Regions from separate parts of the Homo sapiens genome. Here regions 1 and 2 are each linked to region 3. Evidence: read pairs that join two places in POLR2A ChIA-PET (ENCODE). Cell type or tissue: OCI-LY7. All regions are shown on one strand. Links, peaks and the distances in the headings refer to the core of each region. The heading gives the core; the rest is flanking DNA. Region 1 overlaps MAP3K5 (mitogen-activated protein kinase kinase kinase 5). Region 2 overlaps MAP3K5 (mitogen-activated protein kinase kinase kinase 5). Region 3 overlaps MAP3K5 (mitogen-activated protein kinase kinase kinase 5).

Region 1 (6,324 bases), core at 627-5,626, 73 kb before region 3:
TGTGACAGCAGTCAGAACTGAACCAAACTGAAGTTCACCACTGTAATCTCAAGATCAATGCAGGAAAGTGACCTTACAGAAGGTTTTTTTTTTTTTTAATGGACTCCTTATCATCTGAAGTCATTAGTGTTAGTGACAGGGGCCGGGCGGAGTGGCTCACACCTGTAATCCCAGCATTTTGGAAGCCCTACACGGGCGGATCACTGAGGTCAGGAGTTTCAGACCAGCCCGGCCAACACGGTGAAACCCTGTCTCTACTAAAATTACAAAAATTAGCTGGGCATGGTGACATGCGCCCGTAATCCCAGCTACTTGGGAGGCTGAGGCAGGAGAACATTTTGGACCTGGGAGGCGGAGGTTGCAGTGAACTGAGATCATGCCACTGCACTCCAGCCTGGGCGAAAACAGCAAAACTCTGTCTCACAAAATAAAATAAAATAAAATAAAATAAATAAAATAAAATAAAAATAAAATAAAATAAAATAAAATAAAATAAAATAAAATAAAATAAAATAAAATAAAATAAAATTAGTGGCAGGACACAGTGTAGTAGACGGCATGTGTGCTTTGTATCCACACAAAGGGAGCTGAGTTCCTTGTATACCAAAAGGACAGAAATCATCCTATTACATAAACCAACAGCTCAGCTAAAGAGGACCTCCACATGGCTGAGTGTAATCTACATTTTGATTCTGGTCCATAGTTCACATTGACCCCACAGTTACATTTTAAGTAGGTCAGGAGCACAGAATCAGTTCAACCAGCAGTGAACATTTTGTTGCAAATCTCTTCCTAAAGGAGATAGTGACACTGAAGAAGGCTGGGCATTTCCACCAATTGAATGATTCTTGACATTCCTTGTATTTTAAAATCATGATTAGAAGTTCTATCCAGCCCATGAATAGTGGAGAAAAATGTCTTATAAGTTAACAAAATGTACCAAGGAAACTTACCTCACTCCCCTGACAGAAGAGGCACTAAAATTCCACTCATGTATACCTTTCTAGAACAACAACAAGAAAATATACTGAGTCATCCAAATGGAAAATAACATAACAACAATAATTTTGTTTAATTATTTTTAAAGTGATATACACAGCCATTTTTCCTGGTACACTATTTTTCATGAAAGAATTATCTGGATGGAAAGCACAATTCATTCTCAAGTCCCAAGGGTAATGATTACTCTACTTAATAATTCCTGTACTTCAATAAAACAGCTTCCAAAAGAGCCTAGGAGAATTAGTCTCATTAAATTCTAAAACTTGATATCTAGTAATAACTGTTGTGTGTTAATTTTTAAGTAAAAAAAGTCAATGATCAAGGTAATTCTATTATTACAGTTGAGAAATACTTCTTTTCCGAGAAAGATAAACATTAATTTGAATAACATCTCGGCAAGGTTTTAAAGATAACTATTTCTGAATTATCTTTAGTTAAGATTTCCAACTAAATAGGCGGTTCTATTTCTTTAGAAACTAGTAGAACAAGAATGTATGTGAACACACATGTGTACAGTGCCCATCATAACTACAAGGTATTGCTACCTAATTTATGCAAAATTCCATATGCTAATAAAGTATGAACATCAAAAATTTGATTGTCATACTATAAACATGGGTGATTTGCAGAGCCAAGGTAAAGAAAAATGTGGGAATTTATTTCTTGAGTTTATCACTAAAGCTAAGATAAAATTATTATCAAATTCATATGTCCCTAAAATAAATAACAAAATGGATCATAATCCCTTTAAAAATATGTCAACAGTATAAAATAGCATAAATATTTTTACAGAAACAAAGTAGTTTATCCATGTGTCTAAGTTGAGCAAGTACAGTACGGCAATAAACTGACACTGACATTCAATTCTGTAAAGTTAAAACAACCATGAAAAGGAGTTCTTACCCACCCACTGCCAGGAGGCTGAGGTCTTGCCTGGGCTAATAAAATGGGTGACAAAGCCTTGTGGCTCTGAGGTGGCCTAGAACCCTCCTTTTGGCTAAAGCAACTCAAAAGCGACAATTTATATCTACAGCCCATAATTCTTTGCTAGGTCCATGCAACTTAAAGTAAAAATAGATCCTCTCAAGTCAGATGTGAATTTACTAAAAAGCTAGTTTCAGTGCATGTCAGTCAGGTCATGGGGATGTGATCTGAATGAACGCAGAGCAAATTTTGTTGCATGAAGTCCAGGAGGGAAGATACCATAAAAAGGTATGTGGTGGCTGTCTTAACCAGAGTACAGAGGGAGTGAAATTAAAATAGCAGACTGCAGCCTCAGCTGGTAATTTGGAAAGTTGCTTCTAAATCCTGTTGGCCTCAGGTGAACTTCTAAATATATATATATATATATGACCCAGGAGCTGCAGCTGTTACCTGTACACTACTTGCATACAATGCAGCCTTATCCTCAGAGCCTGCAGCTGAGCTGCTTTCCAAGACCATGTCCAGGAGCAGGAGGTGGGAGGCAAGTGCAGAGCTGAGGCAGTATGCAAACCCACCCCTGAACACAGCAACTGGCAAATACTAACAAGACAGCACTGGTAAAACCCATCTTCTATCAGTCCTTTTCTGGGAACAGCTAAGTAAAAATTGTGGACTGGTTTTGTAGGAAAGGAGGGGAGCATTTCCAGAATGCTTGGTTCCTGAAAGGTTGCCAGTGCTGCCAGGGAACGTTCCATTTCAGTGATGTAAATAAAGCCCAAGCCCTGAGATGGAAGGTGGAAGGAGGCCTCCCTCCCCACCTACCTGTAGGACACACCACAAGGAGGCGCTGATGAGCTGTAAAGCCAACAGGTAGTTTAAAGGCTCCTGGGATCTGTCTGGGAATCAGGGAAAACAGCAAGGCCAAACGCAGCGCTAGCTATAATTAGCCCCAACAGGCCTCAAACCAACACTCAACCTAATTTAATCAGCACAAGCACCATTTTCTAGGAACGGGTTAGCCTCAGATCCCAGGCCCCAGTTAGGGCTAGAATAGGAGCTGGAAGTTAATACTGTATTGACTGAAGGTGGCAGGAGTTATACTGTAGTAGGCACTGTCAGCTCCCTCAGCAACTGTCATTCCATCCTTCTCCTCTGCTGACAAAAAAATAAATTTTGCCCAGGTTCAGGTGGCAATGTTTATGAATGGTGAAACTGATTAGTCTAAATTGGCCACGGTAAGTCCATTTGCCTTGCTGGGGATGGGTGTAAGCATGGTCATGTGATACAACTTATGGTATAAAGGAGAGGGCTTGGCCCTCCTCCCCGGGATGCCGCCTGTGTGAGGTGCTTCTTGGAATAGCTAGCTACTTAAGAACATGAGACTAACACCAAGAGTACGCAGAGAAGCCAGAATTCAGAATCCTGATGCTGAAACTACCCTCAGAATCACCCCACCTCAAAATTTATTTTTTTCCATCCAGGCTGGAGTGTAGTGGGGTAATCATAGCTCACTACAGCCTGGATCTCCTAGGCTCAAGCAATCCTCCCGCCTCAGCCTCCCAAGCAGCTGGGACTACAGGCACATATCACCAAACCTGGTTAATTTTTTTAAATTTTTTTGTAGAGACGGGGGTCTTGCTACATTGCTCAGGCTGGTCTTGAACTCCTGGCCTCAAGCAATCCTCCTGCTCTGGCCTCCCAAATTGCTGGGATTACAGGTGTGAGTCACCATGCTCGGCCTGTAATTTCTTGTAATATGAAATACCATTTCTTTATTTAAGCTGCTTTTGGCAGGGAGTTTGTAGCAGAAAGCATCCTTGGTGGATGACAGCATCAAATCATCTTAATCTAGAATCAGGGGTAAGCATGTTTCCCTCATAAATTTCCTGGGCCTTCTGTGAGTGGCCACTGGCTGGAGCTGAAGTGAGGGAGGAGAGTCAGCACTTAGTCCTCCACTAGGCCCCTGCCTTTGCTTGATAATCCGTGAGGTAGGCCAAGGGTGCCCAAACTTCAACCCCCAAAAGGGGGGGAAATTCTAAATAACCATTTAAAACGCCCTGCAAATAACTTCTCTCTTCCTCAATCTTAAGTTTTTCTTTCATTGTACACATGCAGACTTTCTTCAAGGACTAACTTACTTTTCAGCAGCAACCATTCATTCAACAAATAGAGAACTGTTAAAAGATCGGGATTTCAATTAATTTTACCCCTGAATGTAGAGTAGCTCTCTCTAAGAGTCCTTGGGAATTGGTATATAATGTGCTTCAAGTTTTGAAAGTTGCAGTATAAAGTATATACTAGCTCACAGAGCTATTTATTCCATATGTTAGAATAAAAATAGTGAGAGGAGTGACTAAAGAAATAAACATGATAAATGAAAAGCTACATTCTCTATTCTAATTTTAGGAAAAATTTTTAAACATTCTGTGATAAAAACAACCCATTTTTAGTTTAACATAAGACCTATTAAACTGGTTGCTTCTCTGTTATTTATAGTTGTTTTAAAGTAACATGGTAATAATAAAGTTTTTTTGTTTTTATTGCTTGTCCTCCTTCCAATTTTACCACTTTTATTTTAAAAAATTGAGAAAATGGTAGTGATAATGAATACACTATGGATAGAATCAGGGTTTGCAAAGAAATTGACATAAATTCAGAATGGAAACTGATACAAGAAAGCTTCAATTTTTGAACAAGGAGAATTTTTTAGCACTAAAAGTTATAGGAAATAAGGACAACATAAATAAAATTCCTCCTGATCAAAAGATGGTGAAAATGGAAAATGGACAGTACATAACTTAAATTTGTAACCCTATTTAATGCACTTGTTTATATCCTAATATATATCCTAATATTTCTTAGCATAATATAAAAATTGTCTCTATGATTGTCACAAAACATAAGAGAATGAAAACGAGGCTCACTTTACTGAGCAAAGAACCTCCAGGAAGGAGAAAACAATAACAAATTGCTGGAAATAGTACTCATTTTCCAAAAATCTCTGGCTTACTTTCTGTTCTTTTTCTGTCTTCCAAATTCTTCTGGCTCTCTACTCATTCTCTAGGCCTTGCTAATCGCTAATTCCTCTAGCCTCACTCTGTTTCCAAGTGTCCTTGGATAACCTTGCTCTTTTCAATCAAGCCTTTGAAAATCTCCTCCTCCAGTCCTGCTCTCGTCTCCATAATGTTCATGTCTCCTAACTGTTCTTAGTTTTTGTAGTTTCCACTGGATGATTAGTGTATCTCAGCTTGTGAGAACATGTATGTGTATACTTGCATACATGCAAAACAATATAAATATTGCACTGCACTTTAAAGCAATATCACTAACATGTATATAGACAGTTATATTGATTATTCCCAATTTTGCCACTGGATGATTCCACTTGGAGTCTTGCCATTAGTTTCAACTAAACACGTCCAAAATGAAATTCCTCATGATTCCTCTACAACTCAGGTTTTCCTTCTAAAAATCCTACCACCTTTATCAATGCAATCAAAACTTGAGTCACCTTACACTTACTCCCTCTTTTTAATCCTTCTTCCTAATTTGTGATTAAGTTGTATACTTTTCTTTCCAAATCAAATCATCTGTCCCTTTGCAGTCACAATTGTATTATTCCACTCTAGGATCTCTACCTGCCTCATATCTAGCTAGTTCCTCTAACAGTCTTCTCTGTGACCCTCCAGAGCCTCAGACTTCAGAAATCAAATGTCAAGACCAGATCAGTCTTATAGCTACACTAGCAACCATTATGGAGCACTTGTTCCAAGCCACTTAGCACTGTGCTAAATGATTTCCATTCATCCTCTCACTTAATCTTCACAACAATTCTATGAGGTACTGTTATTCTCATTTTACATACATGGCAACTAAAGCATGAGGAGTTGAAGCGCATGCCTAGGCCACGAAGCATGCAAGAGCTAACATCAACCTTCACACCTATGCACTTTGATGCTGACCCTGGGTTCATAATTCACATTCTGTTCTGCCTTCCTGCCAGCTCTCAGATTTTCAGAAACGTCAGTGACATCCTGTTTCCTACCGACACATGTTTAAAATTCTTCTTCCTAGCTTACATAGCACTCTAGAGTTTTATGTCATCCTGCCCAACCAATCATATCTCCCACCTCCCTCAACACGTTTCCCCTTGTAGAATGAGTCAGACTCTGCCGGCCCCTGAACGTCCCATGCTTGCTTTCACTTTGGTGCCTTGGTTGGAATTCTGCCTTATTCTTCTAATCTAGTTTGTCTTCCCGTGTTCATTTATCTCTTCTAGTTCTACCCACAGCCAAAGTCCAGGTTCCACCTCCTTTAGCAAGCCTTCTCGAAGGACTCCATGCCTCACTGATCTTCCTCCTCACTGAACGCCACAGACCAAGAACCCATAATGTCCTC
Region 2 (6,324 bases), core at 771-5,770, 55 kb after region 3:
TTTTTATTTTTATTTATTTTTATTTTTTGAGACAGAGACCATGTTTATTTTTTTGAGACCATGTTGGGGCATCTCTCCCCTAATGGATGGACTGAGGCATATGGTAAAAGGGAACTCTAAGCCCCTTTCACAAATTATATTACAGTATAATACAATACATACAGAACAGTGCACTGTTTATAATAGCAATTCTGGGCAAAGTAGAAAAGGTTAAATTATCTTCAGTATAATCCTTAAAAGCAAGGGAAAAGATTTTTCATACAAATAACTGATATATTTCAGACCATGCCATGACCAAATACTATGTGTTATTTAAAGAAATGTTAAGTTTATAAATTTCACTTAGCCCAAAAATTGTTTCTTCTCATCAATCATAGTACATTTCAATACAGACGTATTACTTTTCCTATATCATACAACAAAATAAATTCAAAATGGAGGTAAGAGTCAAGTGTAAAAATAAAATATATTAAACTTTATAGAATAAAATATAGGCCAGATGCAGTGGCTCACGCCTGTAATCCCAGTACTTTGGAAGGTTGAGGCAGAAGGATTGCCTGAGCCCAGAAATTCGAGGCCGCAGTGAGCTATGAAGGCACCACTGTACTCCAGCCTGGGCAACACAGCAAGACTTTGTCTCTCAAAATAATGAAATAAAACACAAATGAATACTTCTCGGATATATGTATGAAGCAAGAATCTGCACTTAAAAGGGATAATTTTGACTAATTAAAAAATCTGTCAGGAATTCACACAAAAATTATCATAAACATAAAACTGAGGAAAAATATAATAAATTTTTAAAAACAAAGGGATAATATTCTTAATATGTATACAACTCCTTATTATATTAAAGGAATCTAAAGCACATTTCTGGTTTTAAACACTAGATGTCATTTAATGTGATGTTAGGAACTAGACATGGAAACCAATTTCTGTATGAAAGTACGTTTGAGGCTCCTGTGGGCCAGCCAGCAGGTATGGAGAGTAGAGCAGATGCTTAACCTACAGCTCTGAGGTCTGGGCTACAAATATGAATTAGGGAGTCATCCGATACTCAAAAAGGCATTTTCTTCATTTCACATGAACCAAAGGAATGAAACCTAGCTGATTTCCCCCTACTGCAAACAGACAACTTACTACACTAATCTCATTATTATTATTATCATTATTATTGCTGTCATCAAAAAGCACTCTGTACTGAGGTAGAAGTCAGGACTTGACTCCAGAGGTGGGGCTTGGACACCGGACCAGATTGAGGACTAGCTAAAACAAAGCCAGAGCAGAAGCAGCTGTCAACAACAAAATGACATGCCCACCAGTGTGCCATGTCAATTTACTGTTGCCATAGCAATACCAGGGAGTTACCACCCCTTTCCATGGCAATGACCTAGTGACCCAAAAGTTACTACCCTTTCCTGAGAAATTTCTGCAAAAACAACCCCTTAATCTGCATGCAATTAAAAGTAGGTATAAATATGACTGCAAAGCTGCCCTGAGCTACTACTCTCTGCCTACTGGGTAGGCGTGCTCTGAAGAAGCAGTCACAGAGCTGTAACACTGCCTCTTCAATAAAGCTGTTTTCTTCTACCTCTGGCTTGCCCTTGAATTCTTTCCTGGGCAAAGCCAAGAACCCTCATGGGCTAAGCTCCACTTTGGGTCTCGCCTACCCTGCAGCAGCTCTATCTCAACAACCCGATATTTTAAAATATGTTCTTTTTTGAAAATCCATGTTTCCAACCTGAGAGCTGATTTTCAAAATAGGTTTTCAAAATATTTGGCTTTATAATGGTCTCCCTTTTTATTTTTTTTTTATTTTTTGAGACACAGTCTTGCTCCATCACTCAGGCTGGAGTGCAGTGGCTCACTGCAACCTCTGCTTCCCAGGTTCAAGCGATTCTCCTGCCTCAGCCTCCCAACTAGCTGGGACTACAGGCGTGTGCCACCACGCCCAATTAATTTTTGTATTTTTTAGTAGAAATGGGGGGGGGGGGTTTACCATGTTGGCCAGGCTGGTCTCGAACTCCCAACCTCAGGTGATCTGCGCCCCTCGGCCTCCCAAAGTCCTGGGATTACAGGCGTGAGCCACCACACCCAGCCTGTGGTCTCCCATTATTTTGAGGGGGGGGGAGACCTTAGTCCCTAGTAAAGTAATTCTCTAGCATATTAAGTATATGAAATGTTTCTATGCAAATGTGTTCCTTCCTACCCTACTGTGGTAAGCATGGCACAGAAGACCCTGTAGAAGATATCATCAGAAACAGCAGTCAATACTGTGCACCTCTCTGTATACAGATAAGGCAGAAGGGAGTTCATTCCAAGATGTGCAGTAAAATAATTCAGAAAAGGATGGTTGGGGGCAGTGGCGGGGGGCTTCTTTTTGAAATGAATGAACAGACAATGAAAATGAATGAATGCACATACAGTAGTGAGACAATGCAGGTTAATCCAGGGTTTACTTCAGTAATCTACTGACAGCAGCCCTCCACTGAGGAGGGGTTAGGAAGCTTAAGATGAAGAAAACCTAAAAATCAAGCCGAGTTTTGAAAAAATGTTAACTGTTTCCACTGTAAGTTTACAAAGTAAGGTGGCAAACTGAGCAAAATAAATCTCATTTTTAAAAATGAATCATGTTCACTGTTATGCAGCCAGCATTATGAGCAATTAAGTGTTTCAAGTGGTTGAGAAAACAAGAAAGGCGTTTCAGGTTCCAGTTCCTATTCTTGAGCTTTCAAAAGCCTGTGAAATCTGGCCATTGGGGACAGATGCATGGAAGACTTAACTGGCCTGAGAGATGGGCACTTTCCCTTCCTGAAGAAGTCCTACACCTCTGTAAATTGGGTTCAAGCCAGTCAAGAATTCTCAACTTAAGCTGTATCAGTGTGAATTCAAATTTCTCTAAGTTAAGAGATTCTCGGAAGGAAAAACAACTCTATTTTCAGTCAATTAAAATTAGCAAGAAAACAAGTACATTTACAAAGGGTCATGCTCCAGAAGTTATTCTCATAAGAAAGTGGTTGGGAATTTGCCTTCCACATTCCCATGGAAACCCTGTTAAATAACACCTGAGCCCACAAAGGCCTACTGACCTCATCCCATCTGAGGCATGAATACCAGCAGCCAGGCCACGTGCCTTACCTTGGGAGTAGCCTGCACCGCTTCCAGAGACTGCCTTCTCTCTGCTTTCCTCGTGAACACATTTCTTTAAATAACACTCCCTGTTACATGCCTTCTGTTGTTCTCCAGAAATCAGTCAAGTCACCGTACCTGACATCTACCACCACCTGCTTTCCTGAAACTGCTCTGGCAAAGTTATCAGGGGTTTTCTGATCTCCAAGTCCAGTTATTTCTCTGAAACATTCAACTTCACTGACCTTCGGACAAGCCCTCTTTGCATTGCTTTTAGAGCTAATCCCTTCTCTCTCTCCCTCTCTGAACTTTCTCTCATCTGTTGTGCCATCTTACCATCTTCCCTTTCTCACTAGATGATGCCTTCCTTTGCCCATTTTTTGTTGTTGTTGTTGTTGGTTGGTTCGTTGGTTGTTTTCTGAGACAGAGTCTGGCTGTTTCACCCAGGCTGGAGTGCAGTGGTACGATCTCAGCTCACTGCAGCCTCTGCCTCCTGGGTTCAAGTGATTCTCATGCCTAAGCCTCCCAAGTAACTGGGACCACAGGCGGGTGCCACCACACCCAGCTAATTTTTCTATTTTTAGTAAAGATGGGGTTTCTCCACGTTGGCCAGGCTGGTCTCAAACACCTGGTCTCAAACATCAGGTGATCTGCCTGCCTCAGCCTCCCAAAGTGCTGGGATTACATTACAGGCATGAGTCACCATGCCCCGCCGTCCATCTTTAAATGCCAGTGTTTCCTTAGTTCTATCATAGGCCTTCTCTTTATCCTACCCCTTCCTTATGGAGAGACTCATTTTTTCCATGATTTATTATAAAATGCCTGGCACATGTTAAGTGCTCAATAAATGTTAGCTTTCATCATTATCCTTCAAAACCCAGTTCAAATGTCACCTCCTGTCCAATGTCTTAGCCAACCTCCTCCACACTTCCTTCTCCTCCTGAAGAATCCTCCATGATTTGTGCTCTCAAAGAACCTTACATAAACCTCTAGTATAACAATTAGCACCAGCCTAGGCAACATGGCAAAACCCCATCTCTACAAAAAAAGAATTAAAAAATTAGCCAGCATGGTGGCACACACCTGTGATCCCAGCTACTCAGAAGGCTGAAGTGGGAGGATCGCCTGAGCCCAAGGAGGTTACGGCTGCAGTGAGCTGTGATCGCACCACTGCACTCCAGCCTGGGTGACAGAGTGACTCAGTCTCAAATTTTTTAAAAAACAACAACAACAAACAATTAGCACAATATATATAATACGTTCATAGGCTGGTCTCCCTTACCAGACTGTGAGCCGCTCCAGGAAAGGGATGACATCATTGAATTGTATTCTACAAACATCATTAAGTGTCATCTACAGGTCACACACTGATACAGAAGACCTGGGGCATGTCAAGAACCATAAAATGTGATCTTTGTCATTAACTCACACTTAAGCAGAAAAAGCAGACATCAAAACCAATAACTAAAACACCACTGGGGGGAAAGTGTGATATTCATTCAATCAATCAATCTGTATCAAGTGCCAAGCACTCCATTAGGTACTAGAGGTGCAGGGTTAACAAGACAGAAAAAGAGACATGGAACTATATTCTAATGATTCTTTAAAAAACCAGAAACTGCTCCTTGTTTGTCAGATGTTTCTAACAAAAGGTTTTTCATTATTGTGTAAATTGGACTTGACTTTTTCAGTTGTTCCTTCTTAGTCATATCACGTATGATGCAAGACCTATGGAGCAACAGCTTTCTTTATATCTCCCAAAGAATCAAGCATGATTTGAATACTGAATCCTTAAAGCAAATCAAAATTTATTTAACAGCCTTCAGAGGTCATTTCAAGAGGGAATAGATAGGGCTGCTAACAGAAATATGAATTAAAAAAAAATTCAGATCTTAGAGAATAAAAATAGAAGGATAAATAGTTCCAAGATTATTCATACCTTAAAAGAAAAAGAATGCTAAGGTCAAGCTTATAAGCAACTAGGCAATGTGCTGGATTCAGGAAGAAATTTACCTGGTGACCACATATTAGGTATAGATTATGGCTCAAAAGTTGGGTAATACTTTTTGCTGTGGCTAAATGGGACAATGACAAGTCTTGAAAAAATAATTCTCATAGACTAAATATTAAGTCATTAGAAGCTTGTAACCTAGTCCAGGTCTCAAATTAGGCTTTCGGCACGTAGACCAGGTAACTGAAAACTGAAAGCAGATGAGAGTCTCGAATTCTCCTGTCATAGCCTTTTTCTTCTTCTATGCTCTCAGAAAACCTCCTCATATTAAATGTGGCATATCCTCTGGCACAGAACTCTTTGGGTAACATGCACCTAACTCCCCTGATAATAAACCATGGAGAATAACCCAAAGAACATACAGTGTGAAAACAGAAAAATCATGATTGCTTCATACATCCACTCCTGCAAACTTAGTCCAATGTGTCTAATGATGTTTTTAGAGGAACATACAAGCCTATTAAATAGTTGTGGCCTGGGAAAACTAAGGCATGGCAATATACAAATACCACAGTGCAATTTTGCTTGAAAATTCTCAAGCGATGTCACAACACGGTGGCAACAGCTTTTGTGTGTACAATGCATTCCCTTCTGGGATCACTTGAAGATGAGATCTGGCCCTTCTTGGGCTACTTCAAATTAGAAGTTAACTTGCCTGCAAACAGGTAATGATAAGAAGATCCAATCCTGAATAATCAAGAGATTATCCATCAAGAAGAGTGTTCATTATTTAACATGATAAAAACCTATTTCGTTAATAAAACCTACACTAAGTGGAGAGTCCTGAGTTCTATGAAGCTTGGAAATTGTGAGGCTGTACTTTCTCATTACTTATGTATATTTCACCCAGCAGTGAAAATGTCTCTTCAGGTAAACCAAGGAGATACATCAATATCTTAATTTTAGTTCCAAGTGTATACACGATTCGTCTAAAGTAGAAGAGTGTCACTTGTATGCTATTATGGTTTTGGGGTTGTCTTTTATTTTTTATTTATTTATTTATTTTTGAGACAGGACATTGCTGTCACCCAGGCTGGAGTGCAGTGGCGCAATTATGGCTCACTGCAGCCTCTGCCTCTCTGGCTCAAAGTGATCCTCCCACCTCAGCCTCCTGAGTAGCTGGGACTACAGGTGTGTACCACCACAACCAGCAAATTTTTATATTTTTTGTAAAGAAGAGGTCT
Region 3 (6,324 bases), core at 712-5,711:
TTTTGGGGAGCTGCCGTATTATTAAAATTTGCTGATTTTTAAGGGCTAATTTAGTGAAATGTTACAAATTTTGGTTTGTGCACCTAAGATTTCATGCTAGCCAGATCCCAATCTAGAAAATAATAGATGCACTGAGGCAGAGTAAGGGTTTCAAGCATCACATATGTGTGTTCTGTATACAGTGAGATAGTGAAGGAGTAAGCGTGTAGACAGGTTGCCACAGAGAATAGTCTATTAATGAAAATCCCATCCATAAAGTAACTTTTCAGCCAATGGTTAAAGATAAAAATACAACTAAATTTTTTGAACAAGAAATAATCTAACATAATCATTACGTTTCAACACAAACTGCATCACCACTAACTGATGTGCCTACCAACCTATCAAGAAACATTACTTCTATAATGGATAAAATGAGAACAAAGTCTGTTTGAGTGCAGAAAGGGAAATATCCAAATATCTGAAGCTTTCTAACCACAGCCAGAACATAGAAAAAAGACACTAAAAATATTTTGGGATTCCAGTGTCCAAAATGCATATACGTTATCCTGGTGGATACAAAAAATAAAAGAATATAGCAACCTTTTCCTTTTTTAAAAAAGGTTAATTATTAAATATTTCAAGTATATAAAAAGTACAAAAATTAGCACTCATAATCTACCACCTAGATTTAGAACTATAACATTACAGATACAGTTGAAGACTCTCATCTTCCCTTCCCAATTTTATTCCATTCCTATCCCCTAAGAGGTAACTATTCTGAATGTTGTTTATAATTCCATGCACATGTCTATCCTTTTATAACACAAGTGTGTATAAAAGCATCCTCTTGCACTGACAATATTTTATATAGATGGTATGATACTGTACACAAGTAATTTTTTTACCCCAACACTGTTGTTTTGAGATATATTGATATTGACGTCTGAAGCACTAACTGATTTGTTTTAAGTGCTCTATAATATTCCATTAAATGATTATAGCTGGCTGGGCATGGTGGTTCACACCTGTAATCCCAGCACTTTGGGAGGCCAACGGGGGCGGATTGCTTGAGATCAGGAGTTTGATATCAGCCTGGCCAACATGGCGAAACCCCGTCTCTACTAAAATACAAAAATCAGCTGGGCGTGGTGGCGGGAGCCTGTAATCCCAGCTACTAGGGAGGCTGAGACAGGAGAATTGCTTGAACCCAGGAGGTGGAGGTTGCAGTGAGCCGGGATAGCACCACTGCACTCCAGCCCGGGTGACAAAGCAAGATCGTCTCAAAAAAAAAAAAAAAAAAAAAAAAAAAAAAAAAAAAAAATTACAGCTGAAGGTATCTATTAATTCTCCATTTCCTTGGGAGGAGGAGCTATTATAAACATGTTAACATAAACATTCTTGATTATATCTCCTTATGCATGCAAGAGACTTTTTTTACAGTATACATTTAGGGTTGGAATGACTAAGTCTTGGTGATATGCTCATTTGATATTATTAAATATTCCCAAATTGCGCTTCAGAAGGTAGTATCTCTCCCACCAGCAGTGTGTAGGTTTCCCACTCTCCACAATCTGGCCATCTGTAGTATAAGAGCTTTTAATTCTCAACTATCTGGCACGTGCAGTCATGTTTCATCCTGTTGTTTTGCTTCCTTTAAAAGTAGCATTGTTTAAAGTGAGTGGGGAGTGGCCCAGAACATAGAGGAGCTGAGGAAGGGAGTGGAGGAAAGGATCACAAGAAGATAAGCTGAGAGCTGGTGTTATAAAGGAATTTCTAGTGATAAGAGATGGTTCATTAAAACAACTTCCTCACTCTACACAAAACAGGTTCATTTCTCCTAAGTCATCAGAGGTGTTTAATGCATCTGCACCACAGCTCATTGACCAGGAGTGTCCAGACTTACTCACCACTTACTGAGAGACCCCAAGTGGAAGTATGATCATTTCATAATGCATGAAATAAATCAGAAAATAATTGTTACTAGCATTTCTTATTTTAAACCAATGTAAATATTGGCACAGATATTCTCTCAATAAACATTAGTAGGCACGAGAGAAATTCTCATGAGACTTAAAGAAAATTGTAAAAAATAAAAGTGTTGTTACAATGCTAAAGAAAATAAAAAGAATTGGCCAGGCACAGTGGCTCACGCCTGTGATCCCAGCACTTTGGGGGGCCGAGGTGGGCAGATTACTTGAGGTCAGGAGTTCAAGACCAGCCTGGCCAACATGGTGAAACCCCATCTCTACTAAAAATATAAAAATTAGCCAGGCATGGTGGCACGTGCCTATAATCCCAGCTACTCTGGAGGCGGAGGTTGCAGTGAGCTGAGATTGCTCCATTGCACTAAAAAAGCAAAAAAAAAAAGAAAAAATCAACTTCCTTCTCTCAAAGTGTAATGATCATCTTCTCTTGAAAAAAATACTAAAATTTTTCATTCTTAGTACAACAAAATAGTACTTGTGATTTAAAACAATGGATATAAATCTTATTACAATTAAATGCTATGACTAGATTCTAAATATCCTTTCAAATGATACTTCAGACATAGATTTTTAAAGTACTTTCATAGCTCCCATTACTTTTCCAGGAGCTTAAATTAAAACAAAAAAAAATTTTTTTCTACGATTTCTTCCTGAGAATTTGCCACCAAAGAGAAACTGCAGTCTTCAACAAAGAGCAGCAGATTAAAATAAAACTTGTGCAGCTGTACTTTCTAGATGGCCAAAGAATCAACCTAAGTGAAACTAAACATATGACAAGAATAGCATTCTAAAACTGTCTTTGCCCTGTGAAAACAGAGAAATGCTTTGTTTTTATTTCACTTGGCTAATCCTTACATGATATATTATTTTAAATATCTCTTGTTCTGCTTCTTTCATGGCAGTTTTCCTATCTGTTGGTCAATGGCAGGAATAAGGGTTACATCTTTAACTAATTGACCAGAAATGAATAAAACTAAAAATACACACACACACCAACTCTTTTCGGTAGCATAGGACCTGAGGAACTTTCAGGACTCAGAGGAAATTGCTAGACTGCCAAATATGCTTCCTATCCCAGATATTTCTGTCCTCTGCAACCAGACACATGACCTACCAGGCTAGGAATAGTCTAAATAAGAAAACAGCAAAAGTTTAAGTTAATAGAAAGGAGAAGGGAAAAGAAAAAAAGAAGGATGTTACCTAGGAAAACTCAGGAGGCATAGCTGATAGGCTTTTCTAAATGAACACACTCAGCAGGAATATATGATATAATTTTAACTAGAAGTAACTAACAATAATGCTTAGCAGTCAAGGGCAACAGGCTTTGGAGTCAGGCAGTCGTAATCCCAAATTTTCCTAGCTATATCACCTTAGGCAAATGATTGAATTTCTTTGAGCTTCGGTTTGTGATACTAAAAAAATGCTAATAGAAAATACATCTTACAGAGCTCTTTTAAGAATTATTATTATTATTATTCTTTGTTTTGTGATTTTTTTGAGACAGGGTCTTGCTGTGTCGCCCAGGCTGGAGTGCAGTGGTGTGATCTCAGCTTACTGCAACCTCTGCCTCCTGGGTTCAAGAGATTCTCATGCCTCCCAAGTAGCTGGGATTACAGGCATGTGCTGCCACACCTGGCTAATTTTTGTATTTAGTAGAGACAAGGTTTCACCACGTTGGCCAGGCTGGTCTTGAACTCCTGGCCTCAAGTGATCCAACTGCCTCAGCTCCGCAAAGTGCTGGGATTACCACACCCAGCCTCTCCTTTAAGAATTTGAAAATGTATGCAGATAAAGCACTTGGTACCTAGCACATAGTGAATACTCAATAAGAAGCAGATAATATGTACAAGATAAATGAGCACAGTTTAGACATCATTAGCCTTTTTAAGGAACTACTTCAATCAAATGCCAATAACACTCCTAGACAAAGGCTAGCTTAAAACAATAAGCCAGTTTATTTGTCCCGGACATATGTGTGGTAAGATTAGCTTTATCTCTTTCTCTCAAATGTAAGTTTGCTTCATTTAAAAATACTTCCCTAGGAAAGAATGGGCACAAAATTAAACCACCAGATACTAGCAGGAGCAAGAGCAAAAAAATGTAGAAAGTAAAAAATCTCCAACATAATAGGGCCTGCTTAAATAAACTTAATCTATCTAGGTGATCTAGGTGTGGCAGCTCACACCTATAATCCCAACCCTTTGGGAGGCCAAGGTGGGAGAATCGCTTGAACCCAGGAGTTCAAGACCAGCCTGGGCAACATGGCAAAACCCCATCTCTACAAAAAAGAGAAAAATTAGCTGGGTGAGGTAGCATGCATCTGTAGTCCCAGCTACTCAGGAGGCTGAGGAGGGAGGATCACTTGAACGCAGGAGGTCATGGCTGCAGTGAGCTGTGATCACGACACTGCATTCCAGCCTGGGTGAGAGAGCGAGATCCTGTCTAAATAAATAAATAAATACATACATACATAAACTTAACCCAAAGAAAAATGAAAAGAGCTAAATAAAATAATTCCTTCATCAAATGCTAATATGGGTTGCAAATAGCAGCAAATCAAAATGTCTAATTAAAAATGAGTTACAACATTTTATGATGTACTAATTAAAGGGGTAAATCTGGAGGAAAATTAAGGAGGGGCTTAAGGATTGCTCCAGGTAAAGGATTGCTCTAGGATAAAAAAACAGACTTAGGACAAGTAGGGGCAAATCTCTTAGAACTGTTTCAGAGTATTCTGGAAAGGGATATACCTGTCAATCACCAGCACAATGCCTGGCATGTAGTAGGTATGTTTGCTCAATGAAGTTCTGCAGATTTCTCAAAGAAAGCCACACATGCTTTAAATACTCAGAATGCAAAATACTACTGACTTTTTTGCATGAAATATGGGTTAGAGATACTCATATAACAATTGCTAAGTCATTAGTAATATGGTTAAGGATTCTAGAGCTCAATGTCCCAAGGTTGGCTCAGATTTGGGAACTGGAAGACAGAGCTGAGAAAAAGCCACATGAAGCTAGCTGGAAGTTTCACAAAGGAAATGGATGATGGCAAGCTCAGCATGCGATTCACTGAACTGTGGGATGCTTTTCAAAGAATCACACAGTGTAAAATCACTTGGCCTTGCAAAAAGCATTTTAGGCAAACTTCTTTGGATGGAGGAAATGCCTTTATAGCAGTAAGCTCCTATTACTGGAGAGAATGACATCGAGACAGGTTGAATTTTGTAGACAAACATAGTAAGTTTCTCCTCCTTTTCTCCCATCTTAGTTTAAATCATACCCTAGTGAAAGAGGAAGGCAACTATTTGGGTATACTCAGAATTTCTCAGAGCACTTTCAAGTAGGAAGTGTACTTTTAGTTGGGAGACTGGTGGGCACCATGAAGCTCCCAAAAGTGACAAAGCATGGAGGCTTGACCATACCTTATGCAATCTCCCTTCTCCACGTCGGCGCTAATGACTTCCTATTAACACAGTCTCCTCCGCTACAACCATGACTGAAACTCAGAACTCAGTGTGAACTTTTTTCCTACTCGTGTCATCAAATTTCTACAGTGAATTCTCGATAAACCTCCCAATTTGACAAGTAATTGATGCATACTAACCAAACATATAAAAGTCTTTCACAAATAAAAGCTACTTAAAATGTTTGGATGACAAACCGGTATCCCTGAAATGCTGATGTTAAAATGAAACATTCAGTAAACAAGGGAGGTACCTTCAGTGACTGCAGAGAGTCCGAGTTAGTATCACAGTAGAGGATGATGTTGTTGGCCATGCTGAAACTTTCTCTCACCCCAAGGTGGTAAAACAAGGACGGCTGCCGGAAGGCATCGCTCATCTCCACCACCGCAATATCTGCAAACAGAAAACAAAGTCCCCCAAAGAATGACACCCAAATAATGCCCAATCAGCACATTTTGGTTTGAATTATCTTAGTATTCAAAAGAGGAAATAAGGAAACGATAGGGATTTTCTCTCTTCATTTATCACTGAATTTTGAATTTGCAGCTCTACCTGGAAGTGGTTTTATAAAATGTAACAAACCTCCTTTTTCTGTTTTTAAGAGACAAGGTCTTGCTCTGTCACCCAGACTGGAGTACAGTGACATGATCATGGCTGACTGCAGCCTTGAACTCCTAGGCTCAAATGATCCTCCCACCTCAGTCTCCCTAGTAACTGGGACTACAGGCATGTGGCATCACGCCCAGCTAATTAAAAAATTTTTTTAGAGACAGGGTCTTCCTATGTTTCCCAGGTTGAACTCAAACTCCCGGCCTCAAATAATCCTCCTGCCTCGGCTTTCCAAAATGCTGGGATTACAGGTGTGAGCCACCATGCCTGGCCCAAACCTGC

The links. Peaks named below come from ENCODE experiments on the same cell type or tissue, not always from the same donor. Only the 100,000 strongest peaks of a DNase experiment are listed, where the experiment ranks them.
Region 1: POLR2A ChIA-PET joins it to region 3 with 31 read pairs; 7 of 35 experiments call an interaction of 5 or more read pairs at or near these places.
Region 2: POLR2A ChIA-PET joins it to region 3 with 12 read pairs; 10 of 35 experiments call an interaction of 5 or more read pairs at or near these places.

Annotation. Positions count from the first base shown.
Region 1 is chr6:136,641,567-136,647,890 of GRCh38, forward strand. MAP3K5 (mitogen-activated protein kinase kinase kinase 5) reads right to left here. Exons shown (of 30, transcript NM_005923.4): 12 at 954-1,003. It overlaps MAP3K5-AS1 (MAP3K5 antisense RNA 1), which reads left to right. Exons shown (of 3, transcript NR_125858.1): 3 at 6,206-6,324. Among named protein-coding and RNA genes, the nearest start is that of MAP3K5-AS1, 16 kb to the left of the region's middle. In OCI-LY7, for the core only: a CTCF peak has its summit at 2,785 (motif pointing right); a DNase peak (open chromatin) is centred at 2,755.
Region 2 is chr6:136,770,117-136,776,440 of GRCh38, forward strand. All of the region lies in intron 1 of MAP3K5 (mitogen-activated protein kinase kinase kinase 5), which reads right to left. Among named protein-coding and RNA genes, the nearest start is that of MAP3K5-AS2, 11 kb to the right of the region's middle. RefSeq lists a silencer at 2,935-3,229. In OCI-LY7, for the core only: no CTCF peak of the experiment used is centred there; a DNase peak (open chromatin) is centred at 2,735; H3K4me3 peaks cover 684 bases; H3K27ac peaks cover 578 bases.
Region 3 is chr6:136,714,764-136,721,087 of GRCh38, forward strand. MAP3K5 (mitogen-activated protein kinase kinase kinase 5) reads right to left here. Exons shown (of 30, transcript NM_005923.4): 2 at 5,687-5,826. Among named protein-coding and RNA genes, the nearest start is that of MAP3K5-AS2, 66 kb to the right of the region's middle. In OCI-LY7, for the core only: no CTCF peak of the experiment used is centred there; DNase peaks (open chromatin) are centred at 1,858, 2,708, 5,038 and 5,358; H3K4me3 peaks cover 3,053 bases; H3K27ac peaks cover 4,361 bases.